Regions from separate parts of the Homo sapiens genome. Here region 2 is linked to region 1. Evidence: chromatin loops called from intact Hi-C (ENCODE). Cell type or tissue: gastrocnemius medialis. All regions are shown on one strand. Links, peaks and the distances in the headings refer to the core of each region. The heading gives the core; the rest is flanking DNA. Region 1 overlaps ARHGAP17 (Rho GTPase activating protein 17). Region 2 overlaps TNRC6A (trinucleotide repeat containing adaptor 6A).

Region 1 (5,385 bases), core at 59-5,058:
AAAAATGTGTATTCTGATGACTCATGAAGAATGAGAGCAGGCCCTTTGGGATGCTTTCTATTTTAAAGATAAATCAACAAATTCAAAACAGAATACATTTGACCCCAAACCATTTTACGCATCGAGATGGTCTGTGCCTCTTTCTCAAAAGGGCAGCGTTTCTTCAGATCCAAGCCCATAGCCCCAGGACTCAGGGCTGGCAGGCAATGGGAGATTTAGGAGCAGATTCCACATTACCTTCCCCAAATCTTGCAATGACCAGATTTTCAAACATTAGAAAACTAATCCACATTCATTTGCCACCAGAGAAAAGCAAAAAATGAACAAATTCCATGATTTAATTTTGATTCCAATTTCCACTAGAATGTAAACTCCACAAGGACAGAAGCCTGGATCTGTTTTGTTCACTGATTTCTCCCAGTGCCTGGGACGTTATCTTTCACAGAAACAGAAGGTGCTCATTTAATATTCGTTGAGAGGGCCCATGTCTACTGAGTTCCTGTGCAAGGTATTCAAGAATCAACAGCAAATAAATGCTGGTTCTGCCCCGCTGGGATGCACAGCCCCCTGGGGAAATGCCACACAACTGCTCTAACAGAGACTGAAAAAAAGGCAGAAGAACACAGGGCAAATCAAGGGATGTTTCACGTCAGAAACAGACAGTCTCTGTGGCTTGCAGTGGCAGTAATAATAATAGATCACTAATATCTAGCACTTACCACGTGCCAGGCTCCGTTCCCAGTGCTGTTCCTGCTTAACTCATTAAACCCTCCTAACAACCTGTGAGGTGGATAAGGCCTTTCCCTCAGTTTAGAGAAGTGGAAACTGAGGCGCAGGGAAGTTCAGTAAATCCCTGAGGCCACAAAGCTAACCAGCGCAGACGTGAGATTCGAACCCAGGTAGCTGGGTTTCAGATCCCCTTTTCATCATCATGCAACAAAACTGTTTTCTTTCCTGCTCAAAATCACACTAATTAATTTTATTCTGTTTCTGGTTAAAAAAAAAAAAAAAAAAAGCCCACAGGCCTCAATTCTCACATAGGAATTTTTTTCCATCCTTTAAACAGATCATTTAAAGGAGACTATATTTTGTTACCTGTAATAGATCTTCACTAAGGACTTCTGTTTTCTCAGCTCTGTGGGAAAAATTAAAAATTCAGAGTTAGAAATCCAAAAATGAAAGGCAACTCCTAAAATTTAATAATTATTAGCCTGGAGTTTAAAGCAAAACAGGCAGAAATAAATTTAGAAGGGTTGGCAGGGGCAGTTTACCAATTTTTACATCAGAGAGCAATTTAAGCAAAACCAAAGAAAAATAACTAAGCAAAACTTTGTGGGGAATAGCAGCCCAAAACAAGAACAAATGATCCTGAGTAGTGGTTCTCAAATTTGAGCAGGCACAGAATCACCAAGGGCAGCAGGTGCTGATATAAAATGCCATTTCCCAGGTCCCTCTGGATATTCTATTCTAATTCAATAGACCCTGCATTTTTAACAGCCACTCCTTGCTCAGAATTCCATTGCAGGAGGTCTAGAGACATGGCTTTGAGAAAACACTGTTCTACAGAAGCTTAAACTTCAGTTCACAACCAGAAACGTTATGCAAAGATGCAAGCCTAGACCACCACACACAATAACAATTAGTTCCTCCTTCAAATTTCCTCTCCATCCTTACTTTGAAAAGAAACTAAGTGTTTCCACAACTTTCTCTGCTATGCTTTGAACTACTACTAATTTCATCAACCCTTCCATTAAACCAACACGGTGGCCAGCAATCAGAAGGGGGCATTCCGAGCTGGCGGAGTCTCAACTGTCAGACCATAATAATTTTTATTTTATTATTATTATTATTATTATTTGAGACAGAGTCTCATTCTGTTGCCCAGACTGGACTGCAGTGGTGTGATCTCAGCTCACTGCAACCTCCACCTCCCGGATTCAAGCGATTCTCGTGCCTTAGCCTCCCGAGTAGCTGGAATTATAGGCACGTGCCACTTCGCCCAGCTAATTTTTGTATTTTTAGAAGAGACAGGGTTTTGCCATGTTGGCCAGGCTGGTCCCGAACTCCTGACCTCAAGTAATCCGCCCACCTTGGCCTCCCAAAGTGCTGGGATTACATGCGTGAGCCACCGCGCCTGGCGTGAAGGAAATTTTTAAAAGAGAAAGAAAAAGTATGTTTCAGCTCTGAACAGTGAAGGGAGTCAGGGGAAGGCTGTCAATGAACCGGAAATTCAGAACAGGGATTGTATGATCTTGGCCGGGAACCAATGCAAGAGCAGGAAAAGCTCTTGGGCCAGAAAGTAAATGAGACCCCTAGAATGACCTCGAAATGCTGCTAAGCTCAGAGTAGTGCCAACTGTGGGCAAGGGAAAGAAGCGCACAGCTCCTCCAGTCTACACTTAAGGCAATGGCACGTTAGCCAGAACAGGGCATTGCCATGGGGGATTCTAACACTTGTCATCATGGCACTGTCCCAGTCAACCTGGAGATGCCTACAGGGTGGCTCACTCACCAGTTTCTGCAGGAAACTGGAATGCTGACCTGACTCAAATACTTCCCAGGGCCAGAGGATCAGGGCCTAGAGACAAAGCCAAGGCCCCAGCTTCCAGAGGCAGCCAATTTTCAACTCTATGAAAAGGTTCCACCAGCAACAGGCCAACATATGCTACCCTAGACCTTGCTTGGCAAGCAAGGTGCCAGGCATTGCTGAAGAGCCAAACACAGGTAGTCATACCAGTTAGGGAAGGGAAGCAGGGCCCCAGCTGACCATGAGGTCAAAGAACCAGACTCAAAAAGAAACCTGACAGTCAGCCTAGCAAGAACACACCTGGCATGAGATCGTCATAGTTTCACCATTAGACGCCCCCATTCCTCTCGCCAATGCCTCATCCCTCCTTTAGCAAAATGCCACCAGGGAATGGGTAACTTTTGCCTTTCTTCCCTAGCCAAAACCCCCAAATCTGGACAGGGCCCTGTATACCTCTCACAGAATCCACCTCAACTCTAAAATGACTTCCTTCTGTAAGTACGAGTATACACAGAGAAGTCTCAAGGCCTATTAAAATTTTCACAAGTTCAAAAAAAGAGATTCAACCTGAGAATCAGAACAAATATGTCCTTTTTCAGAGCAAATTATTTTTTAAAAAATAACAGAAGAAGAGAAGAACTTGCTCTACAATCCCAATGTGGGCTATAAGCAGATGTGGGAAAGTTAGTAATAGCTCAGAGGTATGCTAGAGCCAACTCAGACCAACCAACCATGTGCATCTTCTCCCAACTCCTTGCTCAGTAACCTCACACTGGTACTTGAAATCAAAAACATAAACAACTGCAAACAATTCAAATAGGAGCTTGGCAGTTGTTAAACAGTTATGAGCACAGTGCTGCAACAGCCACAAAGAAAATAAAGCAAACATAAAAACGAGGCAAGTATTAACTTCAGGAAAAACAAAAAGTCCACTGGAAACATAAAGATAGTCATAGTAACTAGTATGCTCAGCTGCAAATAATTGATTGGACATAATATAAATATCAAATAGTAATACAATGAAAAATTATAACTGTATTGAAAGGATGGGGGGAGCAGAAGCAGAGGGAAAGGGCCCTAAACCCTCATTTATCAGAACAGAAAGTCAACAGACAGTAACTAATTTGATAACCCAAACGATAGTTTACACATATTACTTATAATTATGAATATGAATAAATGTCACAATAAACTGTTAATATTTCAAAGTAGTTGCTTCTGGAGTTGGGAAATCTCAGAGAGTAGGGAGTGAACCCACCGTATTTTGTGGTAAGTCTTTTACTATATTATTTGACTTTTTAAACTACATGAATCACAGTTTTGAGGTTTTTTAAAAATAGCATGTTACTTACACTTTTAAGTAGCATGCTTGATTGATATGGCCAGGGGTGAAGTGTGCCTAACTTAAAGAATTGGTCCAATGTCAAGCTCTACAAATGCACAACAGAAAACATACCTCAGAGTATCTAAAATGTAAAGAAAATCAGTGTATTTCCAGCCATTTTTTTCAAATTAACTGGACCCTCTGCTTTAGAGGTACTTTACATGAAAAGGTCTGGAGGCTGAAAACTATATTGAATATATTATATGAAAATGTTAATGTACTGTTTAAAAAGAAATTTCCCCTTTGTTTCCTGTGTTTGTGGAGGCTATATATATATTACATTAATAAAATCAATTTTAGATTTGCAGGCTTAGATTTTTTTTTTTTAAATCAATTTTAGAGGTTGGGGGTGGTGGCTCACGCCTATAATCCCAGCACTTTGGGAAGCCAAGGTGGGTGGATCACTTGAGGTCAGAAGTTCAAGACCAGCCTGGTCAACATGGCAAAACCTCATCTCTACTAAAAATACAAAAATTAGCCAGATGTGGTGCCACACACCTGTAGTCCCAGCTACCTGGGAGGTTGAGGCACGAGAATTGCTTGAACCTGGGAGGCGGAGGTTGCAGTGAGCCAAGATCGTGCCACTGCACTCCAGACTAGGCAACAGAGCAAGACTCTGTCTCAAAAAAACAAAAAAAAAATGTGTAGAAAAAAATCCAAACCCAACTAGAGATTAAAAGTGATCTATAATTGGGAAGAATTACTTTTAAGTGACAAATCATGACTATGGAGTATAATACACAAACTGGAATGGCTCCCTCACACAAAGATTCTTTGCTGGCCTGTGGACTCTCCATCTTAATTTTCAGGCCTTGGTACTGTCTCCATCTATTCCAATAATGTGGTCCAAATGACCTGATCTCCCTCATCACTGTGACTGGTCCAAGCCTTGGTGCTTCCTATCGTGAACTGTTTTGCAGTGTTCACCTTTACCAGAGATATGGAAAGTCCAGCAATTATTCCACTATCGGCCAAGGTGCCCATTCAATAGGCCATTCAATAGGCCATGTACGTAGGCCACAGAAATGTGCTGGTTTTTTCTGAGAAGTGTTATCTTTGGTTGAGTTTTTGTAATTTATTAAAGCAAGGCAGGGGGCAAGAGACTGAATTCGTCAAGACATCTATAGACAAAAAAAAAACAGTAGACAAAGTGATCCAATCATAAAAAATAATACTTGATAAATCATATATATATATATATATATATATATATATATTTTTTTTTTTTTTTTTTTTTTTTTTGAGACAGGGTCTCGTTCTGTCACCCAGGCTGGAGTGCAGTGCCACAATCTCAGATCACTGCAATCTCTGCTTCTTGGGCTCTAGTGATACTCCCACCTCAGCCTACCAGGTAGCTGAGACTACAGGCATACACCACCACGCTCAGCTAATTTTTCTATTTTTAGTAGAGACAGGGTTTCACCATGTTGGCCAGGCTGGTCTCAAATTCCTGAGCTCAAGCGATCTGGCTGCCT
Region 2 (5,385 bases), core at 264-5,263, 200 kb before region 1:
AGTTTTATCATTTTAGTGACATTGTATTGTAATCCAGAAATATCCACTGTATTATTTCTAGCCTTTGCAGTTTATTGATGTTTTCTTTGCTGCTGTATGGCATGCATGTGTGTGTGTTTGTGCACGCGTGTACATGCATGCATGCATGTTAACCTATGATTGTTTCATGGGCATTTGTCAAAAAGATGTTACCTGTTTTCAAGATACATGGTTTTGCTTTTTTCCGGTTTTCTCTGTCTCCATTTATTTTGCATGTTTTGGTATTATGAGGCTTGGCATATGAAAGTGCTTAATTGCTCATATCTTTTTAGTTGTTTTTTTTATTATGAATATGAAATTTGTCTTATCCTTTATAATGCTTTTCTCTTTGAATTTTGTCTGATATCAATATTGTTTTCATTTTAATTTTCTTAGCCTTTCTTGGTTGTATATCTTCCTCTCTACTTTTTTTTTTAACCTTGCTGCATTGTTTTGTTTTAGGAGTGCTTTTTGCGAAGTATATTGTTTTTCCTTTCTTAGTTTAAGAGGCTTTATCTTTTAACAAGTGAACTTAACCCATTCACATTTATTGTGACACAGATAATTGGGGGCTTCTATTTAGCATCCTAGTTTGCATTAACCAGAATTTTGAAATTTTTTAAAATTCCATTTTCCATGTCCGTTGAATAGATGAAGTTTTCTAATTTTCCTTTTTCCCCCCTTCCAGTGGTTTGGGTGATTATGAACATAGTTAACTTAAAATTTTTAACTACACATAAACCATGCCAGTATTAGTCAGTATTGATATTTGTTACCTAGCAACCCCCACCTACGTTCACTGTTTACTCCTTCTGCACTCATTACTTCTATGTCTTATTTTGTATCTAAGATTGTACTTCAGATTAGCTTCATGTAATAATCAGTAGTTACATTGTCTTGATGTCTTTACTGGTTTTAATGAAGCTTTCTGGCCCCGGAAATGAATACCTATCTCAGCTTTGTATTCCACATGGTACTTTACTGATCAGAAGTACAGCAGTTACTTGAGTTCATGCCTTCATATAGATCATTCACAGTTTTTGTATATAGGTTTTCTTCTGGTTCTTTGATAAATAAAAAGCATCTTCCTGCTCCTTTCTCACAGACTTTGTTTGGACCTAAAACTGTCACAATTTTTTTTTTAATGTTTAGATTTTTAAAGTAATGAAGTGGCAACAAACCTGTATTACAGCAGCAGGTAGCTGCCACCTTAAGTTGATGTTCAATTGCCAGATGCCACACTAAGTCCAGTACTAAGCATGTAAAAGCTGAGTAAGCATTTTTATGTTCCTCATAATGTTACATATACAGTTGTCCCTTGGTATCTGTGATGCATTGGTTCCGGGACCCCCAACAGATACCAGAATTCATGGATGTTCAAGTCCCTTATATAAAATGGTGTAGTATTTGCATATAACCTAGACACATTCTTCTATATGCTTTGAATCATCTCTAGATTACTTACAATACCAAATATAATGTAAATGCTGTGTAAATAATTGCATTGGTTTTTATTTATATTTTTATTTTTGGTTTGTTTGTTTGCTTAGTATTTTTGATCCATGGTTGGTTGAATCTGTGGGTGGGGCACACATGGATGTGGAGGGCTGCCTGTACTTTATCTTCCTTAGGTTTCAGAGGTACTTTAGAATATTCTAGTGCCATATGGTCTTCATGAAGTGTTTTTGATAGCCAGTGTCTGCTTATTACTGCATGAGGTACACGAAGGAATATACGTTATTGTTACATATTAGAAGCATTATATTGTCTGGGAGACAAAATTTTCACCCATAATTAGGCCTAGAAAGCACTTTGCCCCAATTATCAGTAAGAGACTCATCAGTGAGCATCAAGAATGGAAAGGATTATAAACAGTAGATGGAATATTTGTAATTATTCACTGTAATTCTTCCTGAACTACAATTTGTATTACTTTAGAAAAATGGAAGTCACATGGAAAAAAAAAAAGAGGCTAAGATCATATATTATATTAAAAAAGTATAAATGACATAGACTAAATTTACCAGATGTTCAGAGAAGAAAGAAAATGGGGAGATCAGTTTGTTAGGTGAAGGGAGGCTAGAGCTGAGAGTGTGGAAGAGGAAGTTGGTGGCTATTGTAAACTCAGGTGACCAAGGCTTTAATGACATTGTCATATATATTGTAGGCATTTGATAAAGATTTCTTTTGGACACAGTAATAACTTCACTTCTGTTTACTGAGTGGTTACAACACACTGGGCACTTGACCAAGACTGTTGCTACTTTATGGAGGAGAAAGACACAGAGGTAACTCAGATGGTGAATAGTGGGCTGTTTTAATTCCAGGGTGGGAGCTCTTAACCCTTGAATGGAGATTTTTCTCTGAGTGCCCTCACCAGTAACATGGGGGTGTTTCACTTCACTTATCTGACAGTGGTATCTGTGAGGATACATTACAGCATTTCATAGAAACATTCAACTGCTACCAAAGTATAAGGTGGTATTGTGTCAGTCATTAACGAATAGCCACTGTTTATATAGCCTTATGTTCTGTGTTTTATAAACATGAAGACATTTAACCTTAGGATAGCTCTGCAAGGTGTAGGTACTATCTCCATTTTACCGAGAAAACAGCAGGCTCAGTTAGGTTTATACAACTTGCCCAAAGACAGAAAGCTTGTAAAGGCAGGGCTGGGGTTGAAACCTGGCACCAAAAGCTCATACACCATGCATCTCTGTACTTCTCCAACTGGGTTTACTTACACTAGCTTAAGGCATTTCCATCCGTTTTATTTCTTTCTTTCCACTCTTTTATGAGTCAAAAATTTCCCTATTTGCAGTTTCCGATTTATTTTTCAGATTTAAGATAGAGCATCCAGATTATTTATCTCATTTTGATTCATCTCATAGATAACGTTATCTTTGTCTTTAGTTCCATGTTCTGAGTTTGTCTTATATGATTCAGATATTACATTTTTAGCAAATACAGACATTGTTAACTTAGCCTTTTTGTAAGAAAACCAGCAGGTTGTTTTCTAACCTTGTGTTGTTCTTGTGTTGTCTTCCAAAGATGAAAAATAGAGACCAAACACATTAACAATGAGGCAGAATAAGAACAGTTGCCAAGGAATAGAGGATTCCCTTAGGACTACTGAAAATTGGTTGGCCACATTTGTTCTTTGAGTCATTGCGAGTTCCCTGGTTTTGTAATGATCCGATGATGATGTCTTTGACCAGAGAGTAATGTGGTAAAAGAGATAGTGAACATGAGTTGTTGTCTTGGCCGAAGGTCCCTGGGCCCTTATTGGGTAGGTAGGTAGCAGAAGTGAAATATGACTCTTGGCAGTGACATCTCCTAACAAAATTTGAGCCTGTAAATGAGGATATCCCTGCTCACAGAAAGCTTCTGTTTTTTTAGGATTATTTTTCTTAGTGCCTTTGAATTTAGATGGCTTACTTTGGAGGTACACTTTACTGGCTAATCTTTTCCACCCCTTTTCTTTTGTTGGGATTAGTGCCAGAACAGATAAAGCCCAGTGTAAGCCAGCCTCAGCCTGCCAACTCTAATAACGGCACTTCCACAGCAACCAGCACTAATAATAATGCCAAGCGAGCTACAGCCAACAATCAGCAGCCACAGCAGCAGCAGCAACAGCAGCAGCCGCAGCAGCAGCAGCCACAGCAGCAGCCACAGCCGCAGCCGCAGCAGCAGCAGCCACAGCAGCAGCCACAGGCCTTGCCTCGGTATCCTCGTGAAGTACCTCCACGATTTCGCCACCAGGAACACAAACAGCTTCTAAAGAGGGGTCAGCATTTTCCTGTTATAGCAGCAAACCTTGGATCTGCTGTTAAGGTGTTAAACAGCCAGTCAGAAAGCAGTGCTTTAACAAATCAACAGCCACAAAATAACGGAGAGGTGCAGAACAGCAAAAACCAGTCAGGTGAGAGAAGGCATTTCTTACGAGACTCACACCTTATCATCATTAGCTGTATAGCAAGTTGATAAATTCGTAGCTTTTTGGTGATGTATTTGTATTCATCAGTATGTGGGCTTTAATGTAAGAGTTCTTTATAGGGAGTTATGAATGGGGAATCTTAGAATATTTCCTGTAAGTTACCTACTTTAAAATGATTATTTTAATTACTGATTCTCCCTTCAGGTTCTGCCCATTTTAATAAGGAGCTTATAGCTAAAGTTGACTATAAGACTGTAGCTAAAATTGAGCACCCTTCCCCCCAGGCCATGTGCTGAGCAGTTATACATATTATTGCATTTAATCTTCAACAACGTTGTGAGACTGAGTTCTTACCTCCACTTTCAGTAGAGGCAGCTGACATACCAAGATGTTAAATAACTTGCCCAGGCTCATTCAGTTACCACATGCCATAAAAAGACTGGCACTCATAGAAATTATATTCAAACAGAGGAAATGCATTCAGTTATTTGTCTCAGAGTGGCTTCTCTGAGCTTGGTAGTGATGGTGAGGCAGAAAATAAATCTGGTATGTGATTACAGGTTTTCTCAAAACCCAGTTTGTTTCAACATGTTCTGGAAAGTTTTGATGGTCTGTTAGTCTGTCCATCCATTCATTTATCCAACTATTTGAAAGCTTTACCACAAGCCAGGTAGAGAATTAGGTGCTAGGGTTGAGGGGGAATGAAGGTGCCCATACAAGAACACACTTCTAGAGGCAGTATAGCATACTGATAAAGAAGGAAGTCTCTAGAATCAGATAGACTAGGGCCTTACATCCCGGTGCCCCCATATCCCAGTGTGTGTGACCTTGGGCAGGTTACTTAATTGCTCTATGTGCCTGAGCAGTCTTTCCTAACTGTGCCAGGTAGTTACTCACTTTCTATACCTGTGCTCTCTTTTATATACCAAGAACTACTCTGTACATTGTAATATATTATGGTATTTCACAGTGAATAAGTAGCAGATCCTGGACTCACATCAAGATCTGTCTGACTCCAAAGATATGCTTGTAACCACCATGCTGTGCTTTGGCAACATACAGGATGTGATTGGTAATGAGGAAGAGGACACAAATGTGAGTTTTCTAGCATAGGCACATTGTTATTGGAAAGGATACAAATTTAAGTCATTGTCCTGAGTTAATATTTACTTGCTAATTTCCCAGCACCTTATTACCTGTGTGAGCTTGGCCATAACACATCTGACCTTCTTTGCTAATCTGTAAAACAGTAGTACCCAACCCTATAAGGCTGCTGTGTAGACTTAATTACATGACATGTTATTAAAGGAACTACCTTAATGCCTGGTATCTAGGTGCCAAATAAATTATCTTCCTAATAACTCTTATAGAAGGACCTGTACTCTTCAAGAAGAGTTTGGTTAATACTAGATCTAATGCCAAGTAGTAGG

Evidence for each region. A loop is a pair of places that touch in the nucleus more often than their neighbours do. Peaks named below come from ENCODE experiments on the same cell type or tissue, not always from the same donor. Only the 100,000 strongest peaks of a DNase experiment are listed, where the experiment ranks them.
Region 2: a loop joins it to region 1, with 2.1 times the contacts of the local background. A loop is called at or near these places in 1 of 110 quality-filtered maps.

What each region holds. Positions count from the first base shown.
Region 1 is chr16:24,977,871-24,983,255 of GRCh38, forward strand. ARHGAP17 (Rho GTPase activating protein 17) reads right to left here. Exons shown (of 20, transcript NM_001006634.3): 2 at 1,096-1,135. Among named protein-coding and RNA genes, the nearest start is that of ARHGAP17, 35 kb to the right of the region's middle. In gastrocnemius medialis, for the core only: no CTCF peak of the experiment used is centred there; a DNase peak (open chromatin) is centred at 2,701; H3K4me3 peaks cover 936 bases; H3K27ac peaks cover 5,000 bases.
Region 2 is chr16:24,773,419-24,778,803 of GRCh38, forward strand. TNRC6A (trinucleotide repeat containing adaptor 6A) reads left to right here. Exons shown (of 25, transcript NM_014494.4): 5 at 3,515-3,940. Among named protein-coding and RNA genes, the nearest start is that of TNRC6A, 46 kb to the left of the region's middle. In gastrocnemius medialis, for the core only: no CTCF peak of the experiment used is centred there; DNase peaks (open chromatin) are centred at 2,283, 3,263 and 3,623; H3K27ac peaks cover 4,869 bases.